2 separate regions of the Homo sapiens genome follow, and region 1 is linked to region 2. A link is an interaction called in ENCODE POLR2A ChIA-PET data of the cell type or tissue named here. Cell type or tissue: MCF 10A. All regions are shown on one strand. Links, peaks and the distances in the headings refer to the core of each region. The heading gives the core; the rest is flanking DNA. Region 1 has its middle 38 kb from the start of MMP12. Region 2 holds the start of LOC124902741 (a long non-coding RNA gene).

Region 1 (16,463 bases), core at 5,432-13,431, 62 kb before region 2:
GCCTGCCTTGGCCTCCCAAAGTACTGGGATTACAGGCATGAGCCACGGTGTCTGGCCAGGAGTAACCAAACTTTTAAGGTGGACTTGTAGTGATCCTATTTCTGTCTCTATTGATTTACCAACATGCCCATGTTCAAGCTTTCTCTGAGAGAGAATCCAATTGGTTGACCAGTCACTATTCAGTGTGGAGCCTCTCTGTTGGGCAGACTTTTCGTGATCATGTTCCAGAGACTATTTTCCCACCACGAGTGCCTTGGGTGAGGGATCACTCTTTGAGCTAATCATCTGTGGTCGCAATGGCAGGTCACACGTCTATATCAGCATGGTGACTTTTGCTCGGGAAACCACTTTGAGCAGCAGCTCTGAAGTGACTGCAAGCAGAGGAGGTGCTCAGCTCCATGCCCTGTACGTGCTCTTTCCCCCATCCCATACCCCTATCTTGGCCACCGGATGCAACTTTTGCACCAATTTTTTTTAAACAGTCGTTTGAGCAATTATTGTCATTCCCACCTAAAATACGCCAGCTGTGAAAATGTGTGAGAATGTAATCTAAACCATTCTGACTTCTGCAAAAGAGGAAGAAAAAAATAAGAACTCTTCCTACTTCAGTGTATGACTTAGAGCCTTTCACATTATTTAGGAAGATGCGGTCAGCTTTTTTTACTGTGAATTTACTATGGTTACAGTAATACATTATGTGTCTGGGTTTCATTTCCTCTACAATGATCGAAATTCGTCGTAATAAAATTAAGACAGTGGAAAAATAAGCTGTGTCTATTTGTAGACAACACATAAACTCCTTTTCATTGCATAATAGTTCAGACAAGTTTAGTGACTATCTTTGTATAATCTATAGAGAAATAAAGAAGGTTAGTTATAGAGCTTCTATCATCATGTCCTTAAGCTGACCTAAATACTGAATTGGTCATTTTTTAGTCCAGCAGTTTGGTCATACAGCCTTAGTTATACTTCATAATGTTACGTGGTACCTACCACTCTGAGTGGTGTGCTATGCTCAAAAGTAAACCAGACTGGGCGCAGTGGCTCACGCCTGAAACCCCAACACTTTGGGAGGCCGAGGCAGCTGGATCGCTTGAGGTCAGGAGTTCAAGACCAACCTGGTCAACATGGCAAAATCTTGTCTCTACTAAAAATACAAAAATTAGCCAGATGCGGTGGTGCATACCTGTAATCCCAGCAACTCAGGAGGCTGAGACACGAGAATCACTTGAACCTGGGAGGGGGAGGTTGCAGAGTGAGCCAAGATTTTTGCCTTTTCACTCCAGCCTGTATGATGGAGCGAGACTCTGTCTCAAAAAAAAAAAAAAAAAAAAAAAAAGTGAACCAGTAGGTTGACCTCAATCTTTCTTTCACGCCTACTCTTGGCTCCTTACTCACCTTTCCTCTGAAAGGATGCAGCAGAATTGGATAATGGGCTTTCCCAGGACTCTTTTGAGTTATGGGTCCCACCTTCCTGAACCTAGTTCTACAAAATGTGGATGTGGCATCAAAGGCTTCTCTAAAATGACCTATCTCAGTCTTTGTTCCACCTTGGGAAAAGAGCAGAAAAGAGATGAGAAAAATTGAAGCTTGAATTTGTTCTAACTAGAGAATTCAAGTTGTCAGAATCAAGAAAAGCTTCAAATATTGGATTTCTCAACTTTGATTATTCATTGGAACCAATCACCAGAGGTCTATGTTTTCTTTTTTTCTTTTTATTTATATATATTTTTAGAGACAGAGTCTTTCTGTGTTGCCTAGGCTGGAATGCAGTGGATATTCACAGGCCTGATTATGGTACACTACAGACTCAAACTCCCGGGCTCAAGTGATCCTCCTGCCTCAGCTCCTGAGTAGCTGGGACTACATGTGAGTGTCACCATGCTCGGCCAGAACTACGTTTCGAACACTCACACTTTAGCGCCAACCTGAGGATTCCAATGTCAAAGTCAAGGGTGGAGATTGGCATGTGTTTATATTTTAAGTTTCTAATGGGAAATTGATACTTAGGCAGGTTCGAGAACCAGTAACTTGGATGAGAGGTTTATAATTTGCTCTTTTCCCTCCTCCGTTAGTAAGCTAGAGTTTTATTTCACTAAACAATAGACAGCACACATTGGTGTTATCCCTGCCTTAGAAGGAGAAAAGTTGGTTTTCAAGAGTAACCTCCTCAATCCACCACAGCCCTTGAAAGAAAAGTGTACAGAATCAACAAAACAGAATCATCCAACAACAAAGCAGCCTGACTTCGGATATTTACTTCCATCAGAAATTCCTGTGTTTCCATATCACTTCTGTTTCTTAGGTATTGTGTTTGCTTTGGGGGAACATGAATTACAGATGTTTGGTATAGCATTACATATTGGACTTCAATCGAATTCTTGAGAAAGTCAAAACAAACTGGAATACCACTCAGCAATTAAAAGAAACAAACCACGTACATGCAACAATAGGAAAGAATCTTAAAAACATATTACTGGTAAGAATTCAGACATAACATGTTATATACTGCCTAATTTACTTATGTGACATTCTAGAAAGTACAAATGTCCACATCAATGGTCTCCAGGGGCTGGGAGTGGGAGAGAGGGACTGATGCGAAAGGGCGAAAGGAATTTTCTGAGGTAATGGAAATGGCTATGTCTTCCTTTAATCTAGCACGTGATGTTTACCGGAGGACAATATGGCCTAGGTTGTTGAAGCGATGCTTGGGTGTCACGTGAAGTTTCGATGCTGGGTTAAACTATATTCTTTCTTCTGCTTGATCGAGTCTACTGTTGAACCCCTTATCTTAATTTGTTTAGGCTACTACAACAAAATATCTTAGGGTGGCTTATAAACAATAGAAATGTATTTCTCACAGTTCTGGAGGCTAAGTTCAAGATCATGGTGCTGACAGATTTGGTGTTTGGTGATGGCCCAGTTTCTGGTTCATGGATAACACCTTCTTGCTATGTCCTCACAGAGGGGAAGAGGGTCTCTCATATAAGGCACTAACCCCAATCATGAGGGCCCTGCTTTCAAGACCGAATCACCTCCTAATCCCCAATATTATCATCTTGGGGATTAGGATTTCAACAAAGAAATTTTGGGGGTGGGGCACAAACATTCAGACCATGGCACACTGAAATGCAACTTTGCATTTTTTCCTTCCTCTGAGCCCCTGGCACAACCATTGTTATATTTTCAGCTTCTGTGAGTTTGACTATTTTAGATACCTCATCTGAGTGGAATCATGTGGTATTTAATATTTGTCCGCTAATACTGGTTTATTTTATTTAGCATGATCTCCTCAAGGTGCCTAAAGTTTGATTTTATTTAGCATGATTTCCTCAAGGTTAGGATTTCTAACAGGATTTCCTTATTTCTTAAGGCTGAATAATATATCTTTATGTATATATATATATATACACACATATATATATGTGTGTATATATATATATACACACATATATATATGTATATATATATACACACACGCACACACACACACCCCTATATACTACATTTTCACTTTTTTTGAGACAGGGTCTCACTCTGTTGCCCAGGCTAGAGTACAGGGGCACCATCTCTGCTCACTCTCACTACAATCTCTGCCTCCCGGGGTCAAGCGATTCTCCTGCCTCAGCCTCCCAAGTAGCTAGGATTACAGGCGCCTGCTGCCACGCCCAGCTAATTTTCATATTTTTAGCAGAGATGGGGTTTCATCATGTTGGCCAGGCTGGTCTCGAACCCCTGACCTCAGGTAATCTGCCTGTCTTGTCCTCCCAAATTGCTTGGATTACAGGCGTGAGCCATCACACCCAGCCTATAATACATTTTTCCTTCCTTCCTTCCTTCTTTCTTTCTTTTTCTTTTCTCTCTTTTTTTTTTTTTTTCCAGAGTCTTGTTCTGTCACCCAAGCTGGAGTACAGTGGTACAATCTCAGTCTCAGCTCACTGCAACCTCCACCTTCCAGATTCAAGCGATTCTGGTACCACAGCCTCCTGAGTAGCTGGGATTACAGGTGCATGCCCCCATGCCTGGCTATATTTTGTATTTTTAGTAGAGATGGGATTTCACCATATTGGCCAGGCTGTTCTCAAACTCCTGACCTCAAGCGATCTGCCCACCTGAGCCTCCCAAAGTGCTGAGATTACAGGCGTGAGTCACCACACCTGGCTAATACATGTTCTCTAACCATCCATCTGTCGATGGACATTTAGGATATTTCTACATCTTGGCTGTTAGGAATAATGCTTCATTGAACATGGGAGTGCAAATACATCCTATTTTCAGTTGTTTTGAATAAACATTCAAAAGTGGTATTGCTGGATCACTTGGTAGTTCTATTTTTAATTTTTGAGGAATCTTCAAACTCTTGTCCACAGTGGCTGCGCAATTTTACATCCCCACAAACAGTATATTAAAGTTCTAACTTCTTCACATCCTTGTCAACACTTGTTATTTTCTGTTTTATTTAATGATGCTATCCTAACAGGTGTGCAGTAATATCTCATTGTAGATTTGATTTGCGTTTCTCTGATAATTAGTGATGTTGAACATCTTTTCATATACCTGTTGGCCATTTGTATGTCTTCTTTGGAGAAATGGTTATTCAGTCCTTTGCCCAATTTTTTTAAAAAATGGGTTATCAGTTATTTTTGCTATTGAGTTGTAAGAGTCTCTTATATATTTTGGATATTAATCCCTTATCAGATATATGGTTTGCAAATATTTTCTCCCATTCCATAAGTTGACTCTGTTGATGGCTTCCTTTGCTACACAGAAGCATTTTAGTTTGATGGTGTCTCACTCGTCTATTTTTACTTTTGTTGCCTGTGGTTTTAGGGTCATATCCAAGAAATCAATGTCAAGACCAATGTTATCAAGGTTTTTCCCTATGTCTCCTTCTAGAGTTTTTGTAGTTTCAGGTCATATATATATGTCTTTAATCCATTTTGAGTTGATTTTTGTGTATGGTATAAGATAAGGGTCTAATTACATTTTTTGCATGTGAATAATGTTTTCTCATTTTTAAAAGTTGAGTATTGAAATCTCCCACTGTTATTGTACTGCTATTTCCCTATTCACTTCTATCAATGTTTGCTACATATAATTGGGTCCTTGGATGTTGGTTGCATGTATGTTTATAGCTGTTTATCTTGCTGGTGAATTCACCTTTTTATCAATAAATAATGTCCTTCTTTGTCTTTTGTCATGATTTTTGACTTAAAGTCTATTTTATCTGTCTTTGAGTTCACTGATTCTTTCTTCTGCTTGACTAAGTCTGCTGTCGAACCCCTTATCTTAATTTGTTGGGCTACTATAACAAAACACCTTAGACTGTGTTGCTCATAAACAACAGAAATTTGTTTCTCAAAGTTCTGGAAATCGAGAAGTCCAACATCAAGGTGCCAGCAGATTTGGTGCCTGGTGAGGGCCCACTTTCTTCATAGAGGAAGATCTTTCCACTGTAACTTCACATTGTATTCTGCAGCTCCAGAATTTTTGTTTGGATCTTTTTTATATTTTCTCTTTGTTGACATTCTCATTTTGTTCATGTATCACTTTCTTGAGCTCTTTAAGCATCTTTATAACATCTTGACTTTTTTCAGGCAACTCATATACCTCTGTTTCTTTAGGATCATTTTTTGGAGGTTTATTTTGTTCCTTTGATTGGGCCAGGCTTTCTGTTTCTTTGTATGCCTTGTAACTGTGTTGGGATCTACACATTTGAAAAAACAGCCACCTCTCCCAGTCTTTATGGGCTGACTTTGAACAGGAAAATACCCTCACCAATTATCCCAGCTAGAGATTCTGGGGGTCTCTCAAACTTTTTCTGTGGGTGCATTATCTCTGTCTTTGAGCACATAAATTCTGAATTAGAGGGATTTGCCAGTTTATTTTTGGAGGAGCTCACGATCTCTTGCTCCCTCTGGTGTCTGTCTGCAACACTGAAGATTTTCTGGAGCTGCTTCAAGCTGCCCCATTCTGTTTTGGCTTTAGCAACCTCCAGGCTTCTAGCATATTCCAGGTCCTGTCAGTGCTGTGAGACTAGGGATACAGAAACCAGTGTCTTGGGCAGCTCCCAGAATAGTTGGAACATGGACATACATGGAATTCTTCTCTTTCTACCCCAACGAGGAGGCTATGGAGCTGTGTTGGCCTCTATCTGCTATACCACAGGTCCTCCTAAGCAGTATCAAGCTGCCCAATTCTTTTGTTGTCAGTGGTCCCTACATCTCTATATTGTCAGGTCCTGTCAGTGCTCTGAGACAGGTGAGACAGAAACCAATCCCTTGGCAGCTCCCTGAAAAACTAGAACATTGAACACATGCTCCAGTAATTTTCCTCCCCAGGGAAAAGCCAGGAGTTGGTGGTTTTCTCCTACTTATTTTACAATGAGCCAGGAGGAGCAAGTACATCAAGTGAGTGCTGCAAATCTTCACCTTTGTTCTTAGCAGCCTTCAACCTGACACTCTTTCCTGTCTGCACTTAGATTCAGGCAAGACAGAAACCAGTCCCTTGACCAGCCCCCTAAAGAGTCTGAATGTTGGATGTACTGTCTAGCCTTCTCTTTCCCTCCGCAAGCAGAAGACAGTAGCTAGAAGTTTTCTTTTGATAATTCACACTGAAATGGGAGAAAGGACTATGGTGAGTGAGTGCCATGAGTTTTTCTACTGGCTTTAGTGAGGCTGGTTTTGCCTTCCCTTGAAGTGCAGGAACCTCCTAACTTGTTTCTGGTTTTCTTATAAAGGGAATTGATTTATGTATTCTTGTTGATTCAGTGTCTCCCCGCAGGGAAGTAGAGTCTGGCCCTTCCTATTCTGCTATCTTGCTGACATAACCCCTTAGATGGTTTATATTTTGTGGTTTGCATCTTAATTTGCCAACACTCAGCAAAGTATAAATTTTACTGTATGAAAATTATACATATTTTACTGTATGAAAATTATACATAATTATGTATGTAAATTATACTTCAATGAATATGACTTAAAATAAACTAATAAAAAAATTAATGTAACAAAAAGTTTAAAAAAATCCAAACAACGATATAACCTAAACTCTCCTGGATATTCTCCCTTGATACCCAGCAATTTATGTATCATTAAGTTCCATTTAGAATACGGCTTTGTATCGATAAAATTTTCTTTTCTTTATATTTTTTTGGTAGAGATAGGATCTTCGCCATATTAGCCAGGCTGGTCTTGTACTCCTGGACTCAAGCAATCTGTTCACCTCGGCTTCCCAAAGTGTTGAGATTACAGGCGTGAGCCACTAAAATAGGCCAAAATTTTCGAATGTATGGTCTGTGCTTACCTCTGGTTTAAATTTTTTTTCTTTCTATTCTCAAGTATGATTTTAACCAAATTCTAAAATTTTCAATACCATGGAGAAGATATCATACAGGGTTCATCATTTCTAAATAAAAAGTAAATTTCATTCTACATTCATCACTGCATTCTCAGTGCCTGAAAAATGTCTGGTACATAATAACGTTCAGTAATTTTAAAAAATATATAAATGAATAGAATGTCCTTTGACAATTCACTGTCAAAGTGGTTAAGAAAATTAGGCTTCAGAGTTAGCTCCTGTTTTTGAATCTTGACTTTGCCAGTTAGAAGCTGTGTGGCCTTGGGTAGTCTGAGGCTCATTACCTCTGTTTGCAAAAGGGGATAATAATAATGCTTATGTCACATGAAAAGTGCTTGGCTTAATGAGAGCTTAACAAATGACACACTTCCCTTGTCTAAGTGTTGTTATTCAAATAATAATTTCTCATCAATTCTTTCCTACACATTTTCTTAATTGGCTGATTACTAGCAATCTGTGTTCATTCCAATCAATTTTGAGGAGACTTGAAATGCCAACAAAACTGTTTCTTTACAGCATTTCACTTTTACTCTCAAATATAATTACATTACTCATTTCCACTTTTAGCAGTTGATAGAACCTAGCAAATGACCAACATAAACTATGCCTTCAATAAATGTCATGTTCCTTATTCACATATTTATACCCACTGTGTTTAATTTTCTCAAAGTTCTTCACTTGGTACAAGAACTATATTAGAGTGGAGCCACCTCATCTCATCTATTCCTATCTCATTCCACTTGCTTTCCTGTTCACAAGCCTGACCCTAGCGGGCTTCTGGTCTGATTTCCTCTTGTTTCTCCAGTTCTAGTTTCCAGGAGGCTTTAGCTTCTGGCTCTGTTCTCTTGGGCTCCTCACCTTAGCTCTCCTTACAACCACTATTACTGATGAATCATAGGATATCTTTCTCCTCCATGCCTCATCCACCATCCACTGTCATGAAAGAAAAGCAACAGTTGATATCCTGCAGGCCCAGACGTTGACAGTGTTTGTTATATTTGCTTCAAGCTGTTGTTTTATTTCTATTAACAATAACTTATTATATATGTATGTACAGTATATTATTAAATATATTTATGTTGTAGGAAAAACTGGGTTCTTGTCACACGACCAAGAAAGATTGTTATGCGTGTCCGTGTGAAGAGACTGCCAAACAGGCTTTGTGTGAGCAATAAAGCTTTTTAATCACCTGGGTACGGGCGGACTGAGTCCGAAAAAGGAGTCAGCAAAGGGAGACAGGTGTGGGGCAGCTTTACAGGATTTGGGTAGGTAGTGGAAAATTACAGTTAAAGGGGATTGTTCTCTTGTGGGCAGGGGCAGGGGTCACAAGGTGCTCAGTGGGGAGCTCCTGAGATTCATTGTCCAGGAGAAGGAATGTCACAAGGACAATTGATCATTAGGGTGGGGCAGCAACAAATCTCTATGGTGGAATGTCATCAGTTAAGGCAGGAACTGGCTGTTTTCACTTCTTTTGTGGTTTTTCAATTGCTTCAGGCCATTTGGATGTGTTCGTGCAGGTCACAGGGGATATGATGGCTTAACTCGGGCTCAGAGGCCTGACAAAGATTAGGCTTGCAGACACTTTAAAGGGTGAAGAGGAACAGAATGTATTGGCTGAAAGGGAAAAACAACACAGCAAAATGCGATGAAGCCCTGCTAACAGGCTCTCCACCTCACCAATTGAATCCCAGGTTTCCGCACAGGAACAGGAGGGGCCAGGCTCCTTCCGACTACAAATGGCGTAAACTTCCGTGGCTCCACCCCGTTCTCCCAGTGCGCAGGCTGGTTGGAGATGCTCTGGTGGCCCCTTTATACTTGGCTGTCTCCTTTATATATAGTAATTTATAATATTTAATATTTCTATAATAATTTATTTCTTTGGCAAATATTTAATATACTTATCACAGAAAGACAATATTACAGATAGTGTTGAAGCTCCCCCTTCCCTATGAATCTAAAAGTTTTCTTTTTGAACTAAAACTTTGCTCATTGTTTTAGAGTGATGCATGTGTGACTGAAAATTACTTGGTAAAATTTAAGTAGCTCCTAAAGAGTGTGGTGATGAGATCAGCTTAGGAGTCCTTCTCTTCTCTCTTTTTTTGAAGCATGCCTACCAGAAGCTTCTGGTAGGGGGCCACACTATGAGAATTACTTACAGTTTTACTCCTACTCTAATTATCCTCACTTAACGCAACTCAAAATTTGCATAAATCAACAAAGCTTCAGAATGCATTTCTGCTGCTCTTCAACAAGACCTGGAGACTGACACTCACTTCTATACAATAAAAGCAGGCAGATGATTTAGCTTTATTGAACCATAAACTTTTGTGACAGAACCAATTTCCTTCTTTTTCATTCTTCCCCTTTTAGGAAAAGCATATTTTTATTTGTTTGTTTTATAGCAAAATATTACATTAGTTTTGCCTTGAGATGAAGTCAAAATTAGCAACAGAAAGTTTTCTTGATCTTGTAGACCCTCCATCTGAATAGGAAGCTAATGCTGGAGAGACCTGACACTTCATTTCCAGTAGAGTTAGGGCTGAGCAGGAATTGATGCAGGCAGGAAGGGATGGAAAAAAGACCCTAAGAAATGGAAGGGGTCTGAGGCTATCCCTTCTGAAGCACATTCCATTCCAGACAGAAAGGTGATAGGAAAATGGAAGGACCATTTTTTTTTATTGTACTTTAAGTTCTAGGGTACATGTGCACAACGTGCAGGTTTGTTACATATGTATACATGTGCCATGTTGGTGTGCTGCACCCATTAACTCGTCATTTACATTAGGTATATCTCCTAATGCTATCCCTCCCCGCTCCCGCCACCCCATAATAGGCCTCGGTGTGTGATGTTCCCCTTCCTGTGTCCAAGTGTTCTCATTGTTCAATTCCCACCTATGAGTGAGAACATGCGGTGTTTGGTTTTCTGTCCTTGTGATAGTTTGCTAAGAATGATGGTTTCCAGCTTCATCTGTGTCCCTACAAAGGACATGAACTCATCCTTTTTATGGCTGCATAGTATTCCATGGTGTACATGTGCCACATTTTCTTAATCCAGTCTATCATTGTTGGACATTTGGGTTGGTTCCAAGTCTTTGCTATTGTGAATAGTGATGCAATAAACATACGTGTGCATGTGTCTTTAAAGCAGCATGATTTATAATCCTTTGGGCATATAACCAGTAATGGGATGGCTGGGTCAAAGGGTATTTCTAGTTCTAGATCCTTGAGGAATCGCCACACTGTGGAAGGACTATTTTAAAGCAACGGCTCTCAAGCTTTAATCCATATCAGAAAATATAGATTGTTGAGTCCCATCACCAGAGATTCTGAAGCCTTAGGCCTAGGGCCACTGGAGAATTAAAATTTCTAACAAATTTCCAGGGGACACTGGTGTTGCTGGTCTGGGGACCACATTATGAGAACCACTATTTTATACCAATCCCAATACCCAGGTCTATGCATAAATGCATAACATAAGATTCTCTTTTGTGTAACAAACTGAACCTCTGTAAGCTTCCGGATATTATTGTCATAACTATGGGTAACACATTGCAGTGGGATCATTATGATTCCCTTAAAATATTTTAACCTGTGCTCAAAAACAAAATGTCAGGCCTCTAAGCCCAAGCTAAGCCATCATATCCCCTGTGACCTGCACGTACACAACCAGATGGCCGGTTCCTGCCTTAACTGATGACATTCCACCACAAAAGAAGTGAAAATCATCTGTTCCTGCCTTAACTGATGACATTCTCTTGTGAAATTCCTTCTCCTGGCTCATCCTGGCTCAAAAACTCCCCTACTGAGCACCTTGTGACCCCCACTCCTACCCGCCAGAGAACAACCCCTTTGACTGTAATTTTCCTTTACCTACCCAAATCCTATAAAACGGCCCCACCTCTATCTCCTTTCACTGACTCTCTTTTCAGACTCAGCCCACCTGCACCCAGGTGATTAAAAGCTTTATTGCTCACACAAAGCCTGTTTGGTGGTCTCTTCACACAAACGTGCGTGAAATTTGGTGCCATGACTCAGATTGGGGGACCTCCCTTGGGAGATCAATCCCCTGTCCTCCTGCTCTTTGCTCTGTGAGAAAGATCCACCTATGACCTCAGGTCCTCAGACCAACCAGCCCAAGAAACATCTCACCAATGTCAAATCCAGTAAGCGGCCTCTTTTTACTCTCTTCTGCAACCTCCCTCACTATCCCTCACCCTCTTTCTCCTTTCAATCTTGGCGCCACACTTCAATCTCTCCCTTCTCTTAATTTCAATTCCTTTCATTTTCTGGTAGAGACAAAGGAGACACGTTTTATCCATGGACCCAAAACTCCAGCGCCGGTCATGGACTGGGAAGGCAGCCTTCCCTTGGTGTTTAATCATTGCAGGGACGCCTCTCTGATTATTCATCCATGTTTCAGAGGTGTCAGACCATGCAGGGACGCCTGCCTTTGTCCTTCACCTTTAGTGGCAAGTCCCACTTTTCTGGGAGAGGGGCAAGTACCCCAACCCCTTCTCTCCATGTCTCTACCCCTTCTCTGCTTTTCTGGATGGGCAAGAACCCCTCAACACCTTCTCCTTCACCCTTAGTGGCAAGTCCCACTTTTCTAGGGGGCAAGAATCCCCAATCCCTTATTTCCATGCCCCAACCTCTTATCTCTGTGCCCCAATACCTTATTTCTATGCCCTGACCTCTAATCTCTGCACCCCAATCCCTTATTTCCATGACCCAACCTCTTATCTCTGTGCCCTGATCCCTTATTTCCACACCCCGACCTCTTATCTCTGTGCCCCAATCCCTTATTTCCACATTCTGACCTCTTATCTCTGCACCCCAACCCCTTATTTCCATGCCCTGACCCCTTTCCCGCTTTTCTGAAGGGTAAGAACCCCCGAGCCCCTTCCCTCCATGTCTCTACGCTTCTCTTTAAACTTGCCTCCTTCACTATAGGCAAACTTCCACCTTCCATTCCTCCTTCTTCTCCCTTAGCCTGTGTTCCTAAGAACTTAAAACCTCTTCAACTCTTGCCTGACCTAAAGTCTAAGCATCTTGTTTTCTTCTGAAATGCCACTTGACCCCAATACAAACTAGACAGTAGTTCCAAATAGCCAGAAAATGGCACTTTCAATTTTTCCATCCTACAAGATCTAAATACTTCTTATCATAAAATGGGCAAATGGTCTGAAGTGCCTGATGTCCAGGCATTCTTTTACACATCGGTCCCTCCCTAGTCTCTGTTCCTGAAGCAACTCATCCCAAATCTTCCTTCTTTCCCTCCCGCCTGTCCCCAGTCCCAACCCCAAGCGTTGCTAAGTCTTTCTAATCTTCCTTTTCTACAGACCCATCTGACCTCTCCCCTCCTTGCCAGGCTGAGCTAGGTCCCAATTCTTCCTCAGCCTCCACTCCTCCACCCTATAATCCTTTTATCTCCTCCCTTCCTCACACCTGGTCCGGCTTACAGTTTCGTTCCGTGACTAGCCCTCCCCCACCTGCCCAGCAATTTACTCTTAAAAAGGTGGCTGCAGCTAAAGGCATAGTCAAAGTTAATGCTCCTTTTTCTTTATCCCAAATCAGAAGCGTTTAGGCTCTTTTTCATCAGATATAAAAACCCAGCCCAGTTCATGGCTCGTTTGGCAGCAACCCTGAGATGCTTTACAGCCCTAGACCCTAACAGGTCAAAAGGCCGTCTTATTCTCAATATACATTTTATTACCCAATCTGCTCCCAACATTAAATAAAACTCCAAAAATTAAATTCCGGCTCTCAAACCCAACAACAGGACTTAATTAACCTCGCCTACTAGGTGTACAATAACAGAGTAGAGGCAGCCAAGTAGCAACACATTTCTGAGTTGCAATTCCTTGCCTCCACTGTGAGACAAACCCCAGCCACATCTCGAGCACACAAGAACTTCCAAACACCTAAACCGCAGTGGCCAGACGTTCCTCCAGGCCCGCCTCCCCCAGGAGCTTGCTACAAGTGCCAGAAATCTGGCCACTAGGCCAAGGAATGCCCGCAGCCCGGGATTCCTCCTAAGCCGCGTCCCATCTGTGTGGGACCCCACTGAAAATCGCACTGTTCAACTCACCTGGCAGCCACTCCCAGAGCCCCTGGAACTCTGGCCCAGGGCTCTCTGACTGACTCCTTCCCAGATCTTCTCGGCTTAGCGGCTGAAGACTGACGCTGCCCGATCACCTCAGAAGCCCCGTAGACCATCACGGACGCCGAGCTTCAGGTAACTCTCACAGTGGAGGGTAAGTCCGTCCCCTTCTTAATCAATACGGAGGCTATGCACTCCACATTACCTTCTTTTCAAGGGCCTGTTTCCCTTGCCTCCATAACTGTTGTGGGTATTGACGGCCAGGCTTCTAAACCTCTTAAAACTCCCCAACTCTGGTGCCAACTTAGACAATACTCTTTTAAGCACTCCTTTTTAGTTATCCCCACCTGCCCAGTTCCCTTATTAGGCCGAGACACTTTAAGTGATCTGCTTCCCTGACTATTCCTGGACTACAGCTACATCTCATTGCCACCCTTCTTCCCAATCCAAAGCCTCCTTTGCATCCTCCTCTTGTATCCCCCCACCTTAACCCACAAGTATAAGATACCTCTACTCCCTCCTTGGCGACCGATCATGCACCCCTTACCATCTCATTAAAACCTAATCACCCTTACCTCGCTCAATGCCAATATGGCATCCCACAGCACACTTTAAAAGGATTTAAAGTAGCAGCCTGTTATCACTCGCCTGCTACAGCATGGCCTTTTAAAGCCTATAAACTCTCCTTACAATTCCCCCATTTTACCTGTCCTAGAGGCTTACAGGTTAGTTCAGGATCTGCGCCTTATCAACAAAATTGTTTTGCCTCTCCACCCCGTGGTGCCAAACCCATATACTCTCCTATCCTCAATACTTCCCTCGACAACCCATTATTCTGTTCTAGATCTCAAATATGCTTTCTTTACTATTCCTTTGCACCCTTCATCCCAGCCTCTCTTTGCTTTCACTTGGACTGACCCTGACACCCATCAGGCTCAGCAAATTACCTGGGCTGTACTGCCGCAAGTCTTCACAGACAGCCCCCATTACTTCAGTCAAGCCCAAATTTCTTCCTCATCTGTTACCTATCTCAGCGTAATTCTCATAAAAACACACATGCTCTCCCTGCCGATCATGTCCAGCTGATCTCTCAAACCCCAACACCTTCTACAAAACAATAACTCCTTTCCTTCCTAGGCATGGTTAGATACTTTCGACTTTAGATACCTGGTTTTGCCATCCTAACAAAACCATTATATAATCTCGAAAAAAGAAACCTAGCTGACCCCATAGATCCTAAATCCTTTCCCCACTCCTCTTTCCATTCCTTGAAGACAGCTTTAGAGACTGCCCCCACCCTAGCTCTGACTCACCCCAACCCTTTTCATTACCCACAGCCGAAGTGCAGGGCTGTGCAGTTGGAATTCTTACACAAGAACTGGGACCGCGCCCTGTAGCCTTTTTATCCAAACAACTTGACCTTACTGTTTTGCCTAGCCCTCAAGTCTGTGTGTGGCAGCCACCGCTGCCCTAGTACTTTTAGAGGCCCTTAAAATCACAAACTGTGCTCAACTCACTCTCTACAGTTCTCATAACTTCCAAAATCTATTTTCTTCCTCACACCTGATGCATATACTTTCTGCTTCCCGGCTCCTTCAGCTGTACTCACTCTTTGTTGAGTCTCCCACAATTACCATTGTTCCTGGCCCAGACTTCAATCCAGCCTCCCACGTTATTCCTGATACCACACCTGACCCCCATGACTCTATCTCTCTGATCCACCTGACATTCACCCCATTTCCCCATATTTCCTTCTTTCCTGTTCCTTACCCTGATCACACTTAGTTTATTGATGGCAGTTCCACCAGGCCTAATGGCCACACACCAGCAAAAGCAGGCTATGCTATAGTACAAGCCACTAGCCCGCCTCTTAGAACCTCTCATTTCCTTTCCATCGTGGAAATCTATCCTCAAGGAAACAACTTCTCAGTGTTCCATCTGCTATTCTACTACTCCTCAGGGATTATTCAGGCACCCTCCCTTCCCTACACATCAAGCTCGAAGATTTGCCCCCGCCCAGGACTGGCAAATTGGCTTTACTCAACATGCCCTGAGTCAGAAAACAAAAATACCTGTTAGTCTAAGTAGACACTTTCACTGGATAAGTAGAGGCCTTTCCTACAGGGTCTGAGAAGGCCACCACAGTCATTTCTTCCTTTCTATCAGACGTAATTCCTCAATTTAGCCTTCCCACCTCTATACAGTCTGATAACAGACCAGCCTTTATTAGTCAAATCAGCCAAGCAGTTTTTCAGGCTCTTGGTATTCAGTGAAACCTTTATATCCCTTACAGTCCTCAGTCTTCAGGAAAAGTAGAACGGACTAAAGGTCTTTTAAAAACACACCTCACCAAGCTCAGCCACCAATTTAAAAAGGAATGGACAATACTTTTACCACTTTCCCTTCTCAGAATTCAGGCCTGTCCTCAGAATGCTACAAGGTACAGCCCATTTGAGCTCCTGTATAGATGCTCCTTTTTATTAGGCCCCAGTCTCATCCCAGACACCAGACCAACTTAGACTGTGCCCCCAAAAAACTTGTCATCCCTACTATTTTCTGTCTAGTAATACTCCTATTCACCGTTCTCAACTACTCATAAATGCCCTGCTCTTGTTTACACTGCCAGTTTACACTGTTTCTCCAATCACAGCTGATATCTCCTGGTGCTATACCCAAACCGCCGCTCTTAAAGTAAATAAATAATCTTTGCTGGCAAGGCTATGCTGAACCTCCTTAGGCACTCTCTAATTAGATGTCCTAGGTCCTCCCAATTCTTAGTCCTTTAATACCTGTTTTTCTCCTTCTCTTATTCTGTTTAGTTTTTTCAATTCATACAAAACCGTATCCAGGCCATCACTAATAATTCTACACGACAAATGTTTCTTCTAACAACCCCACAATATCACCCCTTACCACAAAATCTTCCTTCAGCTTAATCTCTCCCACTCTAGGTTCCCACGCCGCCCGTAATCCCGCTCGAAGCAGCCCTGAGAAACATCACCCA
Region 2 (16,463 bases), core at 8,296-16,295:
TCTTCTGGGTTGCATACATTGTAGAGCTCTCACTTATAGCTTACGGGTTTGTGGAATGCTTTTAGTTTTCAATTTATTAGTAAATCATTGCTGATTGATGTACTTAAGTTTGCAGAAATGGCCAAGTCCATTTCAAGCTGGATGATCATTTCTGGCTAGTGAAATGAACTGAACTCAGGGGAAATATGAGGCTCAGAAAGTACCTAGAGGGAGATAGAGCTCTTTGTCCTTCATGTCTCAGATCTTTTTTCTTTTTTTTTTGAAACGGAGTCTCACTCTGCCGCCCAGGCTGGAGTGCAGTGGCACAATCTCGGCTCACTGCAACCACCGCCTCCTGGGTTCAAGAGATTCTCCCAACTCAGCCTCCAGATTAGCTGGGATTACACGTGCCAGCCACCACGCCCAGCTAATTTTTGTATTTTTAGTAGAGACGGGGGTCTTACCATGTTGGCCATGCTGGTCTTGAACTTCTGACCTCAAGTGATACCCCCAACCTAGGCCTCCCAAAGTGCTGGGATTACAGGCATGAGCTGCTGTGCTCAGATCCATTCTTAACTCAAGTATGTGCTCCTTCAGTATTATTAGAGTTGTCTTTGCAAAGAGTAGAATCGATTCACCACTATAAGAAATGTTATTCCCCACAGGTTACTAAATGCTGGATTTCCCTCAAAAGAAGAAAATTCCCTCCAGAATCAGCATCAAAAAAAATTGAATGGTATCTGCATGAATTGTCTTTGGCCTTAGGTAACTCAGGAGGGAGGCGTTTCTCTTAAATGACAACTGAATAGGAATAAAAGTCCAGAGTCGCTATCATGAGTGTTCATAAAGATGCCTCAAAGACTTAAATGTGAACCTTTCTTCCTTTTCTTCTATCCGTGGTGTACTTTCAAATTTTGTTAAACAAATCCTTATAATGTTAACCATGTGCCAGGCACTGTTCCAAGGCTGTATATACACAAAATATAAAATGAAAATAACTCATTTAATCCTGATTACAAACATGAGGTAAGTACCGTCATTCTCATTTTTCAGATGAGATAACTAAAGCATCAAGAGTTTTTACCTTGCTGTAGGTCAGGTAGCCTTGGAGCTTGATGCACGGTCAGGCAGCCTGACACCAGAATCTATGCTATTAACTACCACAAGATTGTGCCTTTTAGATTTATAAAGTGGAAAAAGTTAAAGCTAAAACTTCTGGCATTTCACTCTATAAAGTTTTGCATTTTTACTTTTCAATTAAAAGTCTTCAAAATGTCTTAAGAGTTGCATGTATGTCCCGTCTGGGGAATATCACTTTTTCTCTGGGAAATGGAGGAGTATTATTTCATTGATGTAAGGAAAGAAAATGTTCAAGACTTGGAAATTACAGGTGTCTTTACAACTAAGGGCTGCACATTGTGTAGCTAATATTCTGGAGTAACTGATTTTATGAGGGTATGCATCTTTGACTTTTTATTGGGTAGACTAGTTTATAAATCTGTAAGGGTAGAAATAGTAGAGAACTGACAGTTACACGAAAGGTTTTTTTCTATATCAATGCAAATAAATCTTACTTCTTAGGGATAAAATTCATTTGTGCCAGATAGAAGAGATACTCTCAAACATTACATTTTGCTGTCCTATAAAGATATTACCTATTTATATCATTAGGAAATTTCTTTCACATTCCTTACTGTATATATGTCTGTTCTTCAGGCCCTTCTTTGAACTGATTCCCTCATTAGCTAGTGAGTTAAAGAATATCTTTAACAAGTTCATTTCATATTTGCATAAAATCATATTTTTAGCCTTTAAAAATTATACTTTAGCACAAATTAGTCAACAAGGAAGAGAACAGGACTGTCTACCTTGTGGACTACAAGTAGAAAAAACCTTAAATTAGTAGACAATTTCTCAAGCCTGCCAGAACTGTAGTTTCGTCTTTCTGATTCTGCTTCTCCCCTTATACTGTAATAGGATAGTGAGGAATCCTGTGCCTTTACAGGAGAAAGGAAAGGATGTACCATGTTTGGGCTGCATAAAGTTTCCCAGATTCACATTTTTGATGTTAATACTAGATTTGAGTCCCTGTGATAGGCATGAGGGATTCAAAGATGACTAGGAATCTATGTCTTCAAAGGCACAAAATATGGTAAAGACAAACAAGACATATAAACAAATTATAATGCAATGTAATAAGTAGATCAATAGAAGCATTTACAAAATAGAGGGGTAATTATATCTCTGCAAAAAGATTTGGGGGCCACAGAACATTTCCTATGGGAAACAACATTTGAGATGTGTTTTTAAAATATGAGAGGGATTTGTTAGGTGGAGATGTAGCTAAAGGGATTTCAGGTGGAAATGGAGCCTCCTCAAAGACTCACTAAAATAATATTTTTGTAAAATTGGAGCATAAAACAAAAAGGGAAAAGATGAGAAGGAGATACCAGGTCATTAACAAAATTTATTGTCATGAAACTTTATGTTTATCTCATAAATGATATGGCTTTATTGAAGGGATTTTAATAGGGATAAAGACCAAATTGCATCTTAGAATATCTTTTGAATGGAAATATAGAAGATAGGTCAGAAGTAATTAAGGCAATGTGCAGAGAAGAACAGCTACCATAGTACTGTACTAGTCCATGCAAAAAATACTAGAAACCTAAATTATAGACGTGGGGAAGACATGCGAGCAACAGCTAGAAGGGAGAAATCATAAGGTTTGGTGACTGCTTTGCATATGGAGTATGGCTGAAAAGGAATAGTATAGGGTGATTTTTTTAAGCATCTGGTTTAAGAAGTGACTTTGAATAGAGAAGGAAAATCTGGTTGCAGAAGAGATGGTGGTGTGATTGATGGAAAGGAAATAACTAGGTCTGTTGAAACTGGGGAGCCAGGGGGAGATGTCTAGTAGGTAACGGGATGGGGTCAAGGCCCAATAAAGGTGTCTGAACCAGAAATTAAAATGTTGAAGTGGTTAGTGTGTAGGTAGAAGGTCGCAACTTGGAAGTTAATGGGATATCTTAGGAGGACCATAAGTAATAGTCTTTCCAATATGTATCATCTCTGGGGTGATTTTCTAGATTATAGCATTATGGTATAAGAACATCAAAATATTTTAAGGAGGTCGTAATATACCATAGAAAAAGGATTTGCTGATTTATGCAAGACAGCTCCCAATCCATGAGGATTAAAATGTAAGCTCTTGTCTCTTCTTGTGTTAGTATATAAATATAATATCCGAGGATCACTTTTGTTTCTGGTCATATTGCAGTAACTAGTACTGGATTTTGCTTCTTGCTGTGATCAACTATAAAACTGAACAAAATGTATGAAAAAGATGGTTTCATTCATTGAGCACTAGGTAGTGTAGGAAATAGTCCAGGAAGGAAGAAAACGGATGGTGCAAGCCCCCAAGTCTTGCCTGCTTTCTCCCTTTAGGTAATTTCCAGGACACAGCACAGGGGAAAGGAACCAAGTAGAATGCAGTGGTCTCACTGAGTTGAGAGATAGAGATTAAAGTTCAGGGAGTTAGAGGTGGCTATAATTTTCAGGGAAAAGTAAGGAAGAGGAGGAAGTTACATAGAGAATGCACTCCAGAAATTGGGAGAGAAGACCCCTTGAGTCTGCTGATGAATACTGAACTGCATATGCACCACCAAGGAACTGTAGACTGAACAATTCTCAGAGATTACATAGGGCTAGGAGAGGTTTGAATTTCATCCAGCCTGAATGGCAAGATGTCTTTTAACACCTGGGGAAATCAGTGAAGCCACTTTAATAGTAGGACTCAGTTATTCCTACAGATAAGGGTACACTAGACCCACCCTAAACAAAACTTAAAATCAAACTTTGAAAAGATCAAACTGATCTGTAAATCACTTGACTAATCCCAACACTTTGGGAGGCTGAGGTTGGAGGATGGCTTGAGCCCAGGAGTTTGACACCAGCCTGAGCAACACAGGGAGACCTTGTCTCTACAAAAAATTAGCCAATAGCAGTGGCACACACCTGTGGTCCCAGCTACTTGGGAGGCTGAGTTGGGAGGATTGCTTGAGCCTGGGAGGTCAAGGTGAGCCATGATCATACCACTGCACTCCAGCCTGGGTGACGGAGCAAGACCCTGTCTTACATATATATAAATATATATATATATATAAAAATATATTTCTAAAATATATATATTTTAGAAACATTTATTGACTTTTTTCTATATATGTAGAGAAATAATGTGTACTTATATTTATTTATATTTATAAAATGTAATCTTATATAAACATAATCTTATATTATTAAACATTATAAAATTTATATAAACATTTATATTTACATAAATAAATCTCTCTAAATATATATATACTTACATATCGAGAGAAGACAATGGAGTGACACATTTAATATGTTGAAAGAAAAAAGGCATTATCGATTTAGAATTCAATATCTAGTGAAAACAACTTCCAAAAATAAAAAATGGTGCAGACTTTTTCAGACAAGCAATAATTGAGAGAATTGACTGTCAGAAGACAATTCTGTTAAGAATTGTTAAGGGAAGTTATTCCCTTAAGAAATGTTAAGGGAAGTTCTTCAAGTAGAAGGAAAATGGTAATGACTGGTAACGTATCAATACAAAGAAACGAAGAGCATCATAATGAGTAAATATATAGGTAAATATAAAAGGCAGTTTTCTATGTTTAATTATTAAAAATAACTATGTGAAGCAAAGAAATAAAAATGTGTTATGGAGTTGACAGGATATATACAAGTAAAATAAATGTATGACAACAATAGCACAAAGGATGTGAGGAAAAATATAGATGTGAGAAAAAATATAGATGTGAGATTCTTATAGGTATAATTGAAGTGGTATAATTCTATATGAAGGTAAACTCTGAAAAGATAGAGATAAAAATTTTAATTCTAAAAAAATCCACTAAAAATAGACAAAGAGGTATAACTAATAAGCCAATAATGTTGATATAATGGAATACTGAAAATTATTCTATTAATCCAAAAGAAGATCTGAAAAGAGGAAAAAGGAAGAAAGAACAGATGGGACAAATAGGAACAAATAGCAAGCGAATAGATCTCAGTCCAATCATATCTATAATTACATTAATTATAAATTGTCCAAACACTCTAATGAAATGAGATTGTCAGACTGAAACTATTTCCTGTCTCTAAGAAAACCACTTTAAATATAATGACATTTATTTTAAAAGTAAAAGGATGAAAATAATATACCATGCAAACACTAATCATAAGAAAGATGGAATGGGTACATTAATAACAGCTAAATTAGATATGAAACTGGTTTTCCTAATGTGGTTCCTTATCCAGGAGCATCAATAAATCAGGAACTTATTAGAAATGCAAATTTCAGGTCCCATTTTAGACTTACTGAATCAATTTAAAATTGAAGTCCAGAAGTCTGTTTCATCAAGCAAGCCCTCCGAGTGACTTTGATTCATGCTACAGTTTGAGACTCACTGTATACAGAGGAGCATTTCATAATTATAAATGTATCAATTATTTAAAAAGACCAAAGTATCCAAGATGAATTTGGATACCAGTGCTGCTACTCATCTGACCACATCACTTTGTGAAGGTCACTTAATCTGCTGAATCTTGGTTTACTCATCTGTGAAGTGTGGCTATTAAATGCTAGAGATTTCATATAATATATGTATGTATCTATACCACTGACACATACATAAAACAGTGACTGATAAATGTACTGTTAGAGTTGTGCAATGATTTGATACGTTCATATTGAATCTCTCCTGTCATACCAGTGGCCCCCTCTGCACATTCGCTCCTCATGTCTTTTTTCCTTAACTGCCGCACTCTTGGTCTTATATACAAATCCTAACTACCTTTCTAGTAACAAGCAAGTCCAGACTTCACTGGTCTTCATCTCCCCAGATGTACTTTTTATATCTCATATTTTGGTTCTTAAGTAGATAATAGTTCCTCCCTTTAAAAAATTCATATATACTTTATTTTTGTAATATTTGATAATACTAAGTATAGTTGTAGCATTTTATATGTTTGAATGCTTAATAAAGTTATAAAACATTATATGAATATACTACAATTTATCCACTCTACTGTCCAATGACCATCTGGGTTATTTCTGGTCTTTTGCTATTACAGATGAGGCAGTAGATTTCCATCCAACTTACAAAACATAAATGCAAGAGTTTCTGTATGGTATATTCCTAAATGTGGAATGACTACATTTTGGAATTATCAAATGTTTAACTGCTCGGGCAGCTATGATGTTAAACAACTACTGCTGATTGTTTTTGACAAATGACCTGGGAAAATGTTGATTGCACTGGGTGTGTTCTGAATCAGGTTAAATAAAAACAAGCCTTGTGAGTGGTGTTTTCCAGGAAACCGGCAGACAGGTCAAATAATGACAATTCTTCGGATAGGGCTTTGAAAGAGCTCTTACCTTATTTGGATGCCAGCAGCTGCTAGGTTGCTTGTTTTCATTGTAATTGTGGGTTGTTCATTTACAAGACCACCGTTGAGCAGCTCTCTGAACATTGAGCCACTTTTTTTGCTGCCAAGATTGTTGTATGCAGTTGATTCATTTTCAGGATTCTGAAAAAGTTGATTTTGACTTTTTGTTTCTGCCAATGTTCTTGTTTTTATGGAAAAGGACATTTTAAAGGTCCTTACTCTACCATCCCAGCTGACATCATTTGAAATTAATTTTGATGTACTTAAATTAATCAGCCTATTATTCTACAGTGCCATGTTTAAGAAGTTCTTTTCTGTCACAGGCTGCTGAAAATATGGCAAGCTGACTTTCTGGAGAAATTCTGATGATACATACAAGCTCTGCAAGAGGATTTGAAGATTGTGTTGTAGTCAAGAATGTACAATGAAATTACTGTATGCATCAGTGTAGAAAAAAATTCCTTTTTAAAAGAATTATAAAACCATAGCTTTATAAATCAGTGGACAGTGGCTTACAGAGAGATCTATCAGATGTGTTTACATCACATCTTATCCACTTTTTTTTTTTTTTTTTTTGAGACAGAGTCTCACTCTGTCACCAGGCTGGAGTGCAGTGGCACGATCTCAGCTCACTGCAACCTTCACCTCTCAGGTCAAGTGATTCTCCTGCCTCAGCCTCCTGAGTAGCTGGGATTACAGGTGCCAGCCACCACACCTGGCTAATTTTTGTATTTTTAGTAGAGATGGGGTTTCACCATGTTGGCCAGTATGCTCTCGATCTCTTGACCTCATTATTCACTTTTTTTTAACGGCTCAAATCCTTTGGCATTGCTATGTTCATATTTGTGTATTCCTTTTTTATAGCTCTGATAGCTTTAATTTTCTAAGCAGTCTGTCTATCAGATATGCACATCTACTGTGCTTGAAGTATAGTGCAACTCATCAGTAATAATGTGTACTAGTTATGACTTGTTGACATTTCCACTATAAACTTTAATTTTGAATTGTTTATGCATTATAACTGTGGATTTCTATAGTATTGGACTGAAAGTTGACAGGATTTCAGCCACCACTTATGAATTTTGATTTAGATTCATTATGTGTATCAGAATCTTCTTTTTTTTAAATAAGAGATGGAAAGCATTTCTTGTAATCTGCTCTTTAACAAAGAATTTTTTTTAAACAGTTTGTTGGGCAGCTGATAGTGTGAACCAGGTCATTTTTGTATTAAGTAAAAATAAAACTTTGAGAAACTTGAATTTTAAAAGTAATGACAATGCTTACGTTAGTATTATTTGTAATATGAATCATTTACATCTAATAAGAATGTTAGTTGAGAATGTTTCCTTAAAGTTTTATACCCTATAAATGAAGGCCCAGGAAAAATAACGTATAAGATGAAACAGCAAACGCTTAAAATTCCTGCTTATTTTATTAGATAAAAGTAATTTGAGTGCTTACCTAATTAAAAAAAAAAGATTGTAGTTGTTTCATGGTGAAACAGTCCTTCAGAATATATCGTCTGCTATATTGCAGGAAGTGAAGGTGTGGCTTGTCTCAACCTGTTGCAAATATCTTGAAAGGCAGAGTTCCGGGCAGTGACTGGTTATACAAAGTCCACAATTTTGATAAGTTAGAAAATCTGCTCTGTGACTCACTGTGTGATCTTAGACAAGTTATTGACCTCTTTGACTCTCAGGGAAAACAATACCTGCCTTTTAGATTTGTTCTGAGAATTAAGTAGGTAAAGCCTCTGACACTTAGTAGGCTGAAATAAATAAAGAAAGAAACTTATTTCTTCACATCTCAACTTCTTCTGGACCCAGAATTTCCCAGTTTTGCTGCTCTCCTCCTCACTAAGTACATTCATCCCCTAATAACCACTCTGACTTGTCGAGAAGGAAGAGAACTCATGTGGTCACTCTTCGTTTTCCCCATATTGCCCTCATTCCCAACTGCTTAAGCCCATCCAAAGTTAGACATAACTCATTTTTTTTTGGCCCTCATTCTAGCTATCTGATGGCTATGAATAATCATGTTTATTATTTTCTGAGAAGTTCTTACATAATTTCTGTTACCTATATCAAGCCCATAAAATAGACATTTAAATGGCCATTTTTAAGAGTGAAGAAAAAGGGGCACAGAGAAGATAAGCAATTTGTTTGGTGTCAGAGCTACTGAGTACAGAAACTAGGATTCTAACTGGGGGCTGTTTAACCCCAAAACCCATGCTTTTTCTACTATAGCACTTAGATTCTTTTGGCTGATAATCTTGTAGTTAACAAGGAATATGTTTTGATACTATTTGGCCCAATTATTAGGTACAAAATGTAAAAGTTGGTAAATTATCAACATCCTCTGTAATTTTTGGAGCAGTCAAGTTACCATGAGAATACTAAGAGAGATGTGAACGTAAGTGAGGTTTGAGGAGAGGTTTTTCCACTTATTCTCTAAATTCATGATCTTGAACAGCATGTTCCCATCTTATAATTGAATAAAATATGACTTTCAAAACAAAAAAGGATTGTGAAATGTGTATCAAACCACAAAGGTACTGGATTGGATGTGTATGCTCAGAACCTTAGAGTTGGATTTTGTTGACGTTGATGAGTGCTTACAAATTCACAGTCAGAAAGATTTTGTTCTTTTCCCAGGATTTGGAATATTTACTAATCTTCGTGAATGAGGAGGCTTTGTATTTTTGAATCATAGTGACACATAATGACTGCACATAGACTTGGGTCCTAACTGGGTCACATTCGGGCAGCACCAGTGGAAGATGATGGGCAGAGAAGACCAAGCTTAAAGAGAGGGGAAGGAAGTTAGAAAAATGATGAGAGGTACCCCGAAAATTGATGCTAATTATCCATTAGACACTGAGTTAAGAGACATTTCCAGGTTTCTGTTTTCAAGAATATGAAAATTTGAAAGATAAAATTTATAGAAAGGGTTAAGTCCAGGCCAAGAAAGTGTTATAAACAGATAAGAAGCAGGAGTTGAGATAAGTCTAAAGACTGCAAACTCTTATTTCTGTTTGTTCTGGTTTTGATTGGACAATGTTTGTACATCTCTGCTACTTACCGTCTACGTGAACTTGAATAAACCTTTTGACTTTTTCTGATCAATTTATTTATCTGTGAAATGGAGATATAATCTTTACCTTGCAATGTGGGTGTAAAGATTAGACATAATATATGTAACGTGTTGGGTACATAACTGATGATCAATATATGGTGGTTTTCCTCTTTCTTAAAGGACAGTTGTATATACATATAACTTATATATATGTGTGTGTGTGTGTGTGTTTTCATATATATATATATATATATATGTTGGGCATGGTGGCTCATGCCTGTGATCTCAGCACTTTGGGAAGCTGAAGCGGGTGGATTGCTTGAGGCCAGGAGTTCAAGACCAGCCTGGACAACATAGTGAAACCCTGTCTCTACTAAAAATACAAAAAATTAGCCTGGCGTAGTGGCACATGCCTGTAACCTCAGCTACTCAGGAGGCTGAGGCATGAGAATCGCTTGAACCCAGGAGGTGGAGGTTGCAGTGAGCCGAGATCATGCCACTGCACTCCTGCCTGGACAACAGAGCGAGACTCTGTTTCAAAAAAAATAAAATAAAATGAAATAAAAAATAAGTTATATATATATTTATGTTCTTAAAGGACAAGTTATATATATATAACTTGTGTGTGTGTGTGTATATATATATAATATATATAGTGTGTACATATATATAATAGTGTGAACCAGTTCACTTTTGTATTAAGTAAAAAACAAAACTTTGAGAAACTTGAATTTTAAAAGTAATGACAATGCATAGATATATATATATTGTGTTCTTTAAGAAAGGAGAAAACTATCATGTATATATATGTGTACATGTATGCATACACATATGTAGACATATACACACATATATGTGTGTATATAAACGTATATATGTCTGTTTGACCACATTACACACTCTGAGAAGATTCAAAGTCATTAATTACCAAAAACTATAAAATATAATGAAAGTTTAGAACCCTGGTTCCATTCTTTCCACCACATGGGTTAATGTGGAATAAGCTGGCTCACCAACAGCAGCTCTATGGAGTTGTATGAGTGAGCTCTGCCTTGGTGTACATCCAATCTTAATTTTAGCTGTTACTACAACACAAACTTTCATTCTGTCATTCTTACATAATGTGACCCATTCAAAGGATGTGTCAGCATTCATGAAGTCATGACTCAGAAGACGATGAGCTGTGTCAGAGCTGAGGTGAAGCGGCGCCTAGGACCATTACCACAGATTTGTCAGGGCAACGAGCATTACTGGTTAAAACTATTTGAAGAAATCTAACCTCTGGAATGAAGCACTTATGAATTCCGGAGTTTAAGCAAAAATTATGTGAGTAGCAAAAGAAGAGGTCATTGAGCCAAGGAAATACCCAGGACTCATCCTTTACAGAGATGCTTAAGCCATGGAATTAAGAGACAATTTTACAGTGAGAAACTGAATGTACAAATGGACAACTGCCAGATCATATATATATAACTTTGACCCACAACCTGCGGCAAACTGCCCAGGAAACCAATCCTCTTGTCTACAATAAATAGGCGAATTTATTGTCTACAATAAACAGGCCAGCCTGCTGCAAGTCAGATTTGCACACTGCCAGATTGTTACCTCTAGTGACAATCCAGGAAGCTAAACAATAACTTCTATCACAATTGGCCCCAAATGACCAAGAGTTGATTAATAACTGACAGCATCCCTAATTTTTGTCCCTGCTTCCAACTTAGAGAAAGATATGCCCTCCTAACCAATCACACAGGATGCCTACAGCTAGTTAGCCTCCCTATAGCATCCCCATTCCAAAGCCTCCAGTTTATCCCCATTTTTTTCCACTATAAAGCTTTCCTTCTCCTTCACCTGTCTTTGAGTCTCTGCCAAAACACAAGCAACAGTAGCTGACACCCTTGCTATGGCAAGCTCTGAATAAACAGCCTTTGCTTCTTCCTATTTAGTTGGTCTTTGTTTATTTCCACACCAGACAAAGATCTGCCAAGTCATAAAGAAAGGACCCCAACCTTAACTACAGACTAGCTCATTCCAATTCTTCCCAATTCACAAGCCTCAATGCCAAGCCATGCCTTTCTACTCTTGCCTGTCCTTTTTCTGTCTGTAATATCACTTTCCTTTCTTAATTCTTTTTACTTATATCTGCAGTCCTTCGGGTTGCCCTTGTGCCTCACTTGGAAGATTATAACAGCCCCTGAAATAGTCAACTTCATTTGCTTCACATTCTAATCCATCTCAATCACTGCCACCAGATAAATCTCACAGAAACACAGTTCTGATGTCATTTATCTGATCAAGAGCAACACATAGAAAATTTTCAGTCTAAGAGGACAATTCCTTAGTAGCCACTGAAGCAGCCTTTCCCAAACTTGCACTAGAGCACATAAAATGAAAAGCTTTTTTTAAGAATGATTTTTCCAGTTTTTATAAAAACAGTGAAGTTATATTAGAAAAAATATTCAGAAGCCTGTCTATGTTTGTCTCACGAAACCTGAAGAACCTCTTGTCATCTGAAAGATCTAGAAAGATATTTGTTCTCAGGGTCCAGGACATATATTTTTCTATCAACTATAATAGAAAACACTGAAGCTGTATCTCTACTGAACAGGTTTTGATATTGGAAGAGAGAAAAACGATTGTGAACTGAGTGTCATATTCACCTAAGATATTTCCCATAGGATATTTTAACAAAAGACATTCTCAGACATGCTGGAATCAGTAAATTTCACTCCTGAACCACCTTTGGAAAACGTTTACATAAAGACACACAATTGCCAACTGGCTAAAAGCGAACATTTCCAGAATGCATAGGTCAGGCTATGAAAAGCTTAATGGAGCTACGTTTACTGAACTTGTTTGAAAAAGTCAGTTTTCTGATTGAAAAGTGTCTTTTCAGGATTTGACAGCCTGGAGTTAAGCTTTATCCGTAATGTTTTTCATACCTGTTCTCCTGCTTCCACTCTAATCCTCATATGAGAAAAATTGTTTATCAAGCATCATTATTTTACCCTACAACCAGATGAAATATACTGCCTGTTGGAGAACCACTGAAAACTTTATGTTACTCTGTTTTACATAACTGGAATATTTGTGCCAAGAATATTACAAAATGCTCTTTCCCTCCATAAAAACAGAGTTGCCTGGAGCCACATAAAAGCTATTGTCATTCTCAAAGTATTTAAGTGATAGATTTCAACATTTTTACCACTCATGTGGAGTGATCTGAGTCATTATGCTTTTATAAATGAAAAAAGACTGAGCCATCACGTGCAGAAATTACCTGTGCCTCATCCCTTTTCTATTCTAATTCCCCTTCCAACTAGAATGTTTGAAAGTTTCTATGGCAAATAGGCATAAAAATCAGAATATATAGTCTGATTTCAACTATGAAAACCTATGTGATATGAAAAAGTGCTCAACATCACTGATTATCAGAGAAATGCAAATCAAAACTACAATGAGATATCATCTTATCCCAGTAAAAATGGCTTTTTTCCCAAAAAACAGGCAATAACAAATTCTGGCAAGGATGTGGAGAAACGGGAACCCTCATACATCCTTGGTGAGGATGTAAATTAGTACAACCACCATGGACAACAGTACGGAAGTTTCTCAAAAAACTAAAAATAGACCTACCATATGATCCAGCAATTCCACTACTGAATATTTATCTAAAGGAAATGAAATCAACATGTCAAAGAGATATTTACACTTCCATGTTAACTGCAGCACTATTCACAATAGCCAAGATTTGGAAGCAACCTGTGTCCGTCAACAGATGAATTGATAAAGAAAACATAGTACATATACACAGTGGAGTCCCATTCAACCATGAAAAAGAACGAGACCTGTCATTTGCAACAACATTGACGGAACTGGAGGACATTACATTAAGTGAAATAAGCAAGGCACAGAAAGACAAACTTCACATGTTTTCACTTATTTGTGGGATCTAAAAATTAAAACAATTAAATTCATGGAGATAGAGAGTAGAATGAGGGTTACCAGTAGCTGAGAAGTGTAGTGGGGGGTAGTGGGAGTGGGTATGGTTAATGGGTACAAAAATATAGTTAGAATGAATATTATATAGTATTTGATAGCACAACAGGGTGACTACAGTCAACAATTTATTGTACATTTTAAAATAACTAAACAATAAGTTGGAATGTTTGTAACACAAGGAAGTGATCAATGCTTGAGGTGATGAATACCCCCATTTACCCCAATGTGATTGCTACATATTGCATACCAGTATCAAAATATTTTATTGTTAGGCATAGTGGCTCATGTCTGTAATCTTAGCACTTTGCGGGGCCAAGGTGGGCAAATCACTCAGGCCTAGGAATTTGAAACCAGTCTGAGCAACATGGCCCTATAATTCAGATGGAATATGTTGCCTTGTTAGTACTTCTGTCCAGCTAGTGATATTCAAAATTGTGGAAAATATAGATGAAATTTTATAAACTCCCATGATCAGCATGATGTGAAAAAGAATACACAGGTATAAAGAAATTAGAGGAAATACATAGTTAATACTGTTAGTAGTGTTTTTCTTTTTGGGTCATGACTATAAAAGATTTATTTTCTTCTTTGTACTTTTTTATATATTCTAAATTTTCTATAATAAACATTTAACGTTTTATTTAAGTATGTAAAATTTATTTAAAATGTTTTGTAGAAACTAGTGTATTAGTTTGTTTTCACACTGCTGATAAAGACATACCAGAGACTGGAAAGAAAAAGAGGTTTAATATGGACTTACAGTTTCACGTGGCTGGGAAAGCCTCACAATCATGGCAGAAGGTAAGGAGGAGCAAGTCATGTCTTACGTGGAAGGCAGCAGGCAAAAAAAGTGCTTGTGCAGGGAAACTACCATTTTTAAAACCATCAGATCTCATGAGACTCATTCACTATCATGAGAACAGCGCAGGGAAGACCCACCCCCATAATTCAATCACCTCCCACTGGGTTCTTCCCACGACATGTGGGAATTGTTGGAGTTACAATTCAAGATGAGATTTGGTTGGGGACACAGCCAGACCATATCACATGGCTTTCCACCAACAATGGAATAAGCTCTAAGCACCTTAGCTACAGACTAATGGTCTTCTATGACTGGACTCCAACCTATCTTTTCACAACTTTATTTTTTATTTTCCATTATTACCCTTCACATACCTTTTATTTCAATAAAAAGTAACTCTTTGACGTTTTCCATATAGAGTCTTTCTTGACTCTGCATACTTGTATACTCTGTTACTGAATTTTCCTCCATTTCCACCCTTGTTCTTAGCCAAAAGGCCAAGAAGCAATTTTCCTCCATTTCCAGATCATTCCAGGCTCACTTTATCTGCTACTTTATCTATGAGTTTTTTCTAAAGGAAACACCTAAAGTAAGCAAGCACCTTCTGCTTAATTCGTGTACAACTTTTTACTTTTTTTTTTTTTTGAGACAGGGTCTTGCTCTCTTGCCCAGGCTGGAGTGCAGTGGCACCATCACAGCTCACTTCCAGGGCTCAAGTGATCCTCCTGCCTCAGCTTCCCAAATAGCTGGGACTACAGGTGTGCACTGCCACAAGTGGCTAATTATTTTTATTTTTTCGTGGAGCTGAGGTCTCCCTATGTTGCCTAGGTGGGTCTTCAACTTCTGGGCTCAAGCAGTCCTCCTATCTCAGTCTCCCAAAGTGCTGAGGTTATAGGCAGGAGCCACCATACCAGGCTTATTTCTTATAGAATTAATTATATAGGGGATTCTTTCCTTGGCTAGGTTATATTCTCTCCTTCCCTCCTTCCCTCCCTCCCTCCCTCCTTCCCTCCCTCCCTCCCTCTTTTCCTTCCTTCCTTCCTTTCTTCCTTCCTTCCTTTCTTCCTTCCTCTACCTTCTTCCCTTCCTTCCTTCCTATACCTCCTTCCCTTCCTTCCTTTCTTCTTTCTTTCCTGCTTTTAAACAGCTAGTTTGTTCACTTTTTTTTTTTTACTAAAATTTTCTAAACTTTATCTCCAAATCTATACTCTTAGTTTGGGTATTCTGAAGCCCTTGAGACTCAGATACTTGATAAATGAATGTATAGCTGAAATAATGATTATATCAGTTATCAGCTAGAGGTAGCAAGGATCCTGCACAATCATGTCTGATTAGTCATGGAGAAGTGTGACAAATAGGAAGACAAATGTGAAAAGTTACGAGATAGAATGTTACCTGGGATCACTGCCAGTTTTTAAATCCAAGGATTAGATTGAATGTAAATTTAATTCTAAGCCGCTGATCCCTGGGAGGTCAGATTTATAAAACTAGCCATTATCTGACCCTTGTATTTATTTAACCATATAACAAATGATTGTTCTGTGGAACAGTCATTTTGATTTCTTGCTGGAAATGCCCACTTTTTTTCCGCTAGTATTCAGTTCCTCCCTCTACACCTGGAGTGTTTGCTCTCCTCCTCCCCTCTCCTCATCTTCCTCCCCCTTTCTCTTCTCCCTCCTTCTCCCTCCGTTCCTTCTTACACTCAGTTGCTCTTTAATTTTACCTATTCCTTCTCATTACTGCATTGATTTTTAAAACATACTCTACAAAATGCAATTTGACTGTCTCATGCACGGTTAGAAAACTTCTGGTTCTACAAGATTAGTTTGAGTGTTCTGCAGACATATGAATGAGGACTTCAATTATATATTAGAGAGATTTTAGATGATAGCTTGATCTTTTCTTGTGGAAATACAACTTCTAAAAAATTTAGTTTTTAGAGTATTTAGTATATATGACATGTAGAATCTGCAAATCTAGAAATGTCTGCATGATTTTTGGATTTTTTGACTTTTAATTTACCTGTTTGACATTTGCTATGAGCCTTTCACTCATAACTAATATATTATTTAGTTCTCTAAGTAATTTTTGGTTACCTACTATATATCAGATACCATGCTAAGTACTAGGA

What was found. Peaks named below come from ENCODE experiments on the same cell type or tissue, not always from the same donor. Only the 100,000 strongest peaks of a DNase experiment are listed, where the experiment ranks them.
Region 1: POLR2A ChIA-PET joins it to region 2 with 11 read pairs; 2 of 35 experiments call an interaction of 5 or more read pairs at or near these places.

Annotation. Positions count from the first base shown.
Region 1 is chr11:102,904,412-102,920,874 of GRCh38, reverse strand. No RefSeq gene overlaps it. Among named protein-coding and RNA genes, the nearest start is that of MMP12, 38 kb to the right of the region's middle. In MCF 10A, for the core only: a CTCF peak has its summit at 5,891 (motif pointing left); no DNase peak of the experiment used is centred there.
Region 2 is chr11:102,845,763-102,862,225 of GRCh38, reverse strand. LOC124902741 (a long non-coding RNA gene) reads right to left here and starts at 9,753. Exons shown (of 3, transcript XR_007062868.1): 1 at 7,915-9,753; 2 at 6,443-6,594. In MCF 10A, for the core only: no CTCF peak of the experiment used is centred there; DNase peaks (open chromatin) are centred at 10,695 and 12,695.